2 separate regions of the Homo sapiens genome follow, and region 2 is linked to region 1. Evidence: read pairs that join two places in POLR2A ChIA-PET (ENCODE). Cell type or tissue: A673. All regions are shown on one strand.

Evidence for each region. ChIA-PET counts read pairs that join two places held together with the same protein. Peaks named below come from ENCODE experiments on the same cell type or tissue, not always from the same donor. Only the 100,000 strongest peaks of a DNase experiment are listed, where the experiment ranks them.
Region 2: POLR2A ChIA-PET joins it to region 1 with 5 read pairs; 2 of 35 experiments call an interaction of 5 or more read pairs at or near these places.

What each region holds. Positions count from the first base shown.
Region 1 is chr14:76,536,576-76,540,575 of GRCh38, forward strand. No RefSeq gene overlaps it. Among named protein-coding and RNA genes, the nearest start is that of ESRRB, 160 kb to the left of the region's middle. In A673, no CTCF peak of the experiment used is centred here; a DNase peak (open chromatin) is centred at 1,676; H3K4me3 peaks cover 782 bases; H3K27ac peaks cover 1,485 bases.
Region 2 is chr14:76,427,907-76,431,906 of GRCh38, forward strand. All of the region lies in intron 1 of ESRRB (estrogen related receptor beta), which reads left to right. Among named protein-coding and RNA genes, the nearest start is that of ESRRB, 54 kb to the left of the region's middle. In A673, no CTCF peak of the experiment used is centred here; a DNase peak (open chromatin) is centred at 2,165; H3K27ac peaks cover 1,666 bases.

The DNA.
Region 1 (4,000 bases):
GTTTACAAACCTTGAGCTAGATACAGAGTACCGATTGGTGTATTTACAATCCCTGAGCTAGACATAAAGGTTCTCCAAGGCCCCCCCAGACTCAGGAGCCCAAGTGGCTTCACCCAGTGGATCCCGCACCGGGGCTGCAGGTGGAGCTGCCTGCCAGTCCCGGTGCCCTACACCCACACTCCCCAGCCCCTGGGCGGTCGATGGGACTGGGCGCCATGGAGCAGGGGGCGGCGCTCGTCGGGGAGGCTCGGGCTGCACAGGAACCCACGGAGGCGGGGGAAGGCTCAGGCATGGCAGGCTTCAGTCCCGAGGGCTGCCCCGCGGGAAGGCAGCTAAGGCCCGGCGAGAAATCGAGCACAGCGCAGGTGGGCCGGTACTGCTGGGGGACCCAGTACACCCTCCGCAGCCGCTGGCCCAGATGCTAAGTCCCTCATTGCCCGGGGCCAGCAGGGCTGGCCGGCTGCTCCGAGTGCGGGGCCCGCCAAGCCCACGCCCACCCGGAACTCCAGCTGGCCCACAAGCGCTGCATGCAGCCCCGGTTCCCGCTCGCGCCTCTCCCTCCACACCTCCCAGCAAGCTGAGGGAGTGGGCTCCAGCCTTGGCCAGCCCAGAAAGGGGCTCCCACAGTGCAGTGGTGGGCTGAAGGGCTCCTCAAATGCTGCCAAAGTGAGAGCCCAGGCAGAGGAGGTGCCGAAAGCAAGCGAGGGCTCTGAGGACTGCCAGCACGCTGTCACCTCTCAGTTCCAGCTATTTAGGAGGCTAAGGTGGGAGGATCTACAGAACAGGAGCCTGAGAGGTCGAGGCTACAATGAGGCATGATCCTACCACTGCACTCCAGCCTGGGTGACAGAGCGAGACCCTGTCTAAATAATAATAACAATAATAATGTCAATTTTTGGGGGTAAGACCTGGGCATTGGTAGTTCTTAAAGCTTCCCAGGTGACGCCAATGTGCAGCCACAGTTGAAAACTACTAACTTAAACCAGCGGTAATCAAGCTTTGGCATGTATCAGAGTCACTTGGAGGGCTGGTTAAACCTGAAATTGCTGGCCTACTCAAGTTTCTAATTCAATAGGTCTGGGATAGTTTTACCCACTTCTACAGGGTCAGAGGATTGCATATCTAATGAGGTACCAGGTGCTGCTGCCGCTATGGGACCACACTTTGAGAACTTCTGCTCCTGACAGTTTCACCCAGGTCTCACTCAATCTGGGTGCTCATGGCACCCAGATATGATGTCTCTTCCTAGTCCGTATCCCCTCCCTTGTTGGAGGCCTCTCTAGAGCTCTATAGAGATTCTGTAGATACAGGAAGCAAGGACTTTAATAAAATAGGAGACACTAGGAAACTTGGCCCCAGATAACAGGGTTGATTATGGAATGAAAGGGCAGGGGGCAACATAGTTAATTAACTGGAATGTCTGTGTCACTTATTTAATATATCCTGTCAGTAGTAAGAGGTGATTTTCATCCTGTGACCGGCGGCACTGGTCTTGTAAATGGAGCAGCCAAGGGATACTGGCCACTTTGGGAAAATCTGCTTTCAATCAGACCGGGCATTTAATGACTGGGATTGTGGCCAAGCTGCTTGCTGTCTCTGAGTCTCAGTTTCCCACTCTAAAAAAAAATGAAGGTTAGAATAAGACTTGCTTTGTGGTATACTTGAGAGCATTACATTAGCATTTGAAAGTGCCTATGCAATAAACGGCAGCTATTCTCATTACTACGTTATTCTCCTTGGCACTGCTGCTGTCGGTGCCCCTTATGTAAAGATTCTCAGCACCAAAGTGTGCTTTCAGTTTAGTGCTGGGGAGATCATCTCTCATCCGACAGGTCACAGGCGGGGATGCTTTTTATTGGTTGATGGCAGCTACTGTATTTACCAGGGAAGCTCAGGGCTAAATCCTGTGAAGTTTTGACAATCACCTTCAGCTTAAGCTTTCTGGCATAATTCCCGCTCCCCTTGATCATGCAGCAGACGCTCCTTTCTTTACTTACTCCATCTCATTCATGCCACCAGCTAATCTTTTCTCCCACTGGCTTCTATGATTCCAGAAAGAAATCTGACTCTTTGCTGTGCCTGACTGGATGCCTACTCAGTCATGTTTGAAGGATGGATGTAGTCATCTAAGTGAATACGTGATCTAAAGTATTTTTTTGTCAAGGAGTGATTTAAAAATAATAAATTATTAAATATATGGGAAACATATAAAGGCTCTGGGTTCCACTGACCTCATTCATGAAGTGGAATCAATGCTACTACTTGGTGGAAAAAAAAGAACCTCCCTTCCCTTCCCTTCCCTCCCCTCCCCTCCCTTCCCCCTCCCTTCCTTTCCCTTCCCTTCTCTCCCCTCCCCTCCCCTCCCTTCCCTTTTCCTTCCCTTCTCTCCCCTCCCCTCCCCTCCCTTCCCTTTTCCTTCCCTTCTCTCCCCTCCCCTCCCCTCCCTTCCCTTTTCCTTCCCTTCCCTTTCTTTCCATTCCCTTTTCCTTCCCTGCCATTCCCTCCACTTTCCTCCCCTCCCCTCCCTCCCCCTTTCCTTCCCTTTCCTTCCCTCCCCTACCCTTTGCCTTCCCTCCCTTCCCCTCCCCTCCCCTTTGCCTTCCCTCCCTTCCCCTCCCCCTCCCTTCCCTTCCCTTTGCCTCCCCTCCCCTCCCCTTCCCTTTTCCCTCCCCTTCCCTTTTCCCTTCCTTTCCTTTCCTTCCCTTTCCCCTTCCCTTCACTTCCCTTTCCCCTTTCCTTTCCTTTCTTTTTTCCTTTCCTTTCTTTATTTTTTCCTTTCCTCTTCTTTCCTAACCTCTATAAGCCTGGATGTCCTCAGGTATAAACTGATATTGATGCTGTTTCCATTGCAGGTGCTTGTGAGACTGCCAGATATGGCATCTGTGTGCCCCACAGGGCACAGTGCCATTCCTTTTGGATGTTCAGTTGACTCTTGGTTCTTTCTCTTGCCTTCACCTTGCCTTATGAGGATTTAGATCCAACAACGCTATGGCTTTTGCAGAGCCAGGACTGAGAGGATCAAGACACCCCATCCATGACATTTAAGGAGGTCCTCACTCTCAGGATTGTGCAAGTGCATGGCCAGCCTCCGACAGGAAGTGCATCCTTAAGTTTTGCACCCTAAATATTTTGCTTGCAGTGCCCTAGTTCCCACCCTGGACTTCTGGGTGACTTTTTATGTATCTATACCCCCCACACTATTTAAATGGTGTCTCAGTCTGTTTTGTTAGTGGTGCCATAACAAAGTACCCGAGACTGGGTCATTTATAAAGAACAGAAATTTATTTCTCACAGTTCTGGAGAATGGGAAGTCCAACATCACGGCACCAGCAGGTAGACTAGTGAGAGTCTGGTCTCTGCTTCTAAGATGGTGCCTTGAATGCTGCATCCTCCAGAATGGAGGAACACTGTCCTCACACCGTGAAAGATAGAAGGGCAAGAAAAGGCTAACTCCCTCTGTCAAGCCCTTTCATAAGGTCACCCAATCTCATCCATGAGGGCAGAGCCTTCATGACTCAATCACTTCCCAAAGGCCACACTTTCCAATACAGTTGCACTGGGGATCAAGTTTCAACATGAATTTTGGAGAGGGCAAAAACATTCAAACCATAGCAAATGGCAATCATGAAACTGGCTTAGAATCCACTTTGGGGTTCTCAAACCTGCAGGAATCTAATTTTCAAATCCAATCAAAACAAGGGGCTGGGCTGGGCATGATGGCTCATACCTATCATCCCAGCACTTTGGGAGGCCGAGGCAGGTGGATCACCTGAAGTCAGGAGTTCAAGACCAGCCTGGACAACATGGTGCAAACCCATCTCTACTAAAAATACAAAAAAATTAGCCAGGCATGGTGGCGCACTCCTATACTCCCAGCTACTCGGGAGGCTGAGGCATGAGAATTGCTTGAACCCAGGAGGCAAAGGCTGCAGTGAGCTGAGATCGTGCCACTGCATTCCAGCCTGGGCAACAGTGCAAGACTCTGTCTAAAACAAACAAA
Region 2 (4,000 bases), 110 kb before region 1:
CTCTAACCACAAAGCTCTCTGGCCCAGCGCCATGGCTACTATGAGGATTAAAGCCATCTGGAGGCTACTGAGTGTGTTCAATGACAGTAATTGGGTTATATATATGTTTGAGATGGAGTTTTGATCCTGTTGCCCAGGCTGGAGTGCAATGGCGCAATCTTGGCTCACCACAACCTCTGCCTCCTGGGTTCAAGTGATTCTCCTTCCTCAGCCTCTGGAGTAGCCAGGATTACAGGCATGCACCACCATGCCTGGCTAATTTTGTATTTTTCGTAGAGACGGGGTTTCTCCATGTTGGTCAGGCTGGTCTCGAACTCCCGACCTCAGGTGATCCGCCCACCTTGGCCTCCCAAAGCGCTGGGATTACAGGTGTGAGCCACTGCACCCAGCCATGAGGTAGGATATTTATGCCACATCACTGCTTGATATAGAGTGAAAATAAAAACAGATTTAAGAAAAGTTAAGCTAAATTTACAGATGTCAGAACTCCAATAGCTACTGAAAAGAAGGATACTAGAGGTGAGTTTGGGGGCATATTCTGAATTTTCGATGTCCTTCCCTCAAACACACCCCTTTGTGGTGGTCAGAGCCCAGAGCTGGCCAAGGCTAGGTGGACTAAAGTGAGAGCTACCAGGTACCATTGGGCCCTGCATAAGGACACTTGACTGAGAGGACCCAAGGGAGGGCTGAAGTTTCAAAAAGCCAGCAGTGGCCACTCTCCGTGAGCCTGAGCTCATGTGTGCTGGGCTTGGCCAGTGAACTGGGATCTCCCAGCTGTCCCAGGGCAGCCACTCTGCCTCCAATTGTCTCTTCCTGCCTTGGTAGAGCCTCTCTCTTCTCATTGTGATGCCTGCAGCCTGGAAAATCATGGATAAAAAGCCCTGATTGAAAGGCACTAATTACCCATTATTATTTTCCATGCCGTAATTTGTGCGGAATGAGATTTCAATCAGTTGTCGGGGATCAGCCTGGTTTTGACTAATCTTTCTAACGACAAGATGCTTAATTACAGATTTTTGCCTGAGCTCCAGAGCGTGCAGAGGGAGGCAACTCTCGCTGAAGCCACCATGCTCTTGGGTCATCCTGCAGCCCTGGGTCCCAGAGGGCCCCCAAGGGGAGAAAGAGAAAGAAATCATTAGGAAAATATTCCCAAGGAGGCCAAATAAAATGGCACCACCACAGAGACGGGGCTGTGTTAGCAACATGGACATAGAGGGTATTGGGGGGCTGCTTTCTAAGTCAACTCATCCTCCAGAACAGGTCACCACTTGCTGTGTCTCTATTGCCCCCATCAGCCCCAGCCTCCCCCAAAGCAGCCTGGCATTCTAGTTAGTAAGTTTGAGCAAGTCATTAGTTTCTTAGGGCTGTTTTATTATCTGAAAGTCACCAGGGTAGTCAGAAAAATCTCTGAGAACTTATGATTCAGTGACTCCAGCTGTGCTGAAGTGTGTGTCCAGAAAAGTGTTACCTATTGTTGAAAGCTGAAAGATACACATACCCAAGATTCAATCACACAGGAGTGATTAAAAAAAACACCATCTATTAATAAAATAGGCAGTTCAGGCCGGGCGCAGTGGCTCATGCCTGTAATCCCAGCACTTTGGGAGGCCAAGACGGGTGGATCACCTGAGGTTGGGAGTTCCAGACCAGCCTGACCAACATGGAGAAACCCCGTCTCTACTAAAAATACAAAATTAACTGGGTGTGGTGGCTCATGCCTGTAATCCCAGCTACTCAGGAGGCTGAGGCAAGAGAATCGCTTGAACCCGGGAGGTAGTGGTTGTGGTGAGCCGAGATAGTGCCATTGCACTCCAGCCTGGGCAACAAGAGTAAAACTCTGTCTCAAAAAAATAATAAAAATAAAAATAAAATAAAATAGGCAGTTCAGATTACTCAGAGGGAAGGTCAATTTGAATTGATGAAAAATCTGAGTTTAAGTTTTATGTGTGTGTGTGTGTGTGTGTGTAATTAATGGATCTCAGTGCACAGAATTGGATTCTTCATTATCGCTGGTTCGTAACACTTAACCATTGGCCTACTTGCCCCTTCCTTCCTTCCTTCCTGCCTGCCTTCCTGCCTTCCTGCCTTCCTGTCTGCCTCCCTTCCTTCCTTTCTTCCTTCCCTACCCTCCCTCCCATGTAATAAGTGCCCATGAATCCATATTCAACAGGAAAACTGGAACCTTGACAGTAATTCGCATCTAGCCACATGGTCCTCCCCATCCTACCCTCCTGTTAGGGGCATTCTGCAATCTTTAATACTATTTTAAAGGAAATTTAGTTACAGTATAGTAGTTCTAGGTGCCTGAGGGGCTGATTTGTGACTCATAAAGCCTTGCTGGAGGGTCTGAGGATCTGCTTTAATGGATAGCTCTTGATGGCCCCTGGTTAGCAAATTAATTATTGAAATGTACATAAGAATCTCTCAAGTGTTCAGAAACCATTTTTCTTCTGTGGAGTGGATTCCCATGTCAGTTTTGTTTATCCTCTTAATTTGCCCAGCCAGCTTCTTTCCCTCCTGGTCTATGGCAAGTTCCTTGAAGAATCATCCTCAATTCTAGGTCTGGGGGCCTTGGATGAGGGAAGGGGTTTGCTGGGTTTAACCACAGGCCTGCCCACTGCTGGACTTTCTCAGAAGAATCACAGCCTCAGGCAACATCCACTGAGTGCCTGCTTGTCACCTGCGCTGTTCTAAGCATTGTGCCTTCATTGGCTCTTGCTCAACTCTGTGAAGGAGGTGCTGTGATTGAGCCCATTTTACAGATGAGGACCCTGAGGTCCAGAGAGGATGACCTGATTACTCAAAGCCAGCAGCAATTAGGGATAGAACTGGCACGTCTGCTACCAGCATGCAGGCTTGTAGCCATTAAGTGGCCCAGCTGCTTGTTCCAGTTCTTAAATGCATGGCCCCAGCAGGGATGAGGCTCTGGGGGCCGTCCTTCAGCCTGACCCAGATTCTTGGGTGTGGTGGGTAGATTCTACCCCATAGAGGAAAGCAAGCTGGACGCTTATCAGGCCAGTCCATTCCTCTGCCTGCTGCCCTCTGACCAGCAGCAGGCCACCTAGTGTGGGAAAGATCCTTGAGATTCCAGCGTAAAAAACAGTGAGAGGCCGGGCCTGATGGCTCATGCCTGTAATCCCACATTTTGGAAGGCCGAGGAGGGCAAATTACCCAAGGTCAGGAGTTCGATACCAGCCTACCCAACATGGTGAAACCCGTCTTTACTAAAAATACAAAAATTAGCCAGGCATGGGGGCACACGCCTGTAGTTCCAGCTACTCAGGAGGCTGAGGCAGGAGAATCACTTAAAGCTGAGAGGTGGAGGTTGCAGTGAGCCAGATGGAGCTACTGCACTCCAGCCTGGATGACAGAACAAGACTCCATCTCAAACAAAACAAAAACAAAACAAAACACCGATGATGATCTCTTGTTGATACCCTGAAATCTGTCTTCCTCTAGAAGTCTAAGGCAAAATAGTTCAGCAATTTGAGTTTCATTCAGAACTTTTGAGATTCCCCTGCTCTCTGCATTAGGAAAATCTTCAACCTGCTTTGTAATCCAGCAGAGCAATGTCCAGCCAAGGCAGGAAGAGCCCCCCAGCAAGCTCGGTGTCCCCTGGGGATCAGGCTGCGAAGGGAACAGGGTCCCACGCTGGCTACTGAGAAGGCCCAGGGCAGAGATGAGTTGGGGCACGAGGGAGGCCACGTTTAATCAGATGGGGGTGAAATTGAGGCCAGGGCAGCGCTTGCTAAGCTCCAGTTAGGAGATGAATCAAAGGGAAAATGATGCCCCAAGGGGCTTCGACCACTGACTACTGCCCTTTCAAAGGCTGCTTGGATGGGCGTCTGTTCCCTCCCCATGAAGAGTCAATAGTTATCGATCCAGTGGGGAACTGGGTCCCAGCCAACCACAGATGATGGACTTGACACTCCCCGCTCCTCCCCAGAACACAAGGGTCAGCTGCCTCCTGCCTCATCCTGCAGCAGCTACTCCTCCTAGA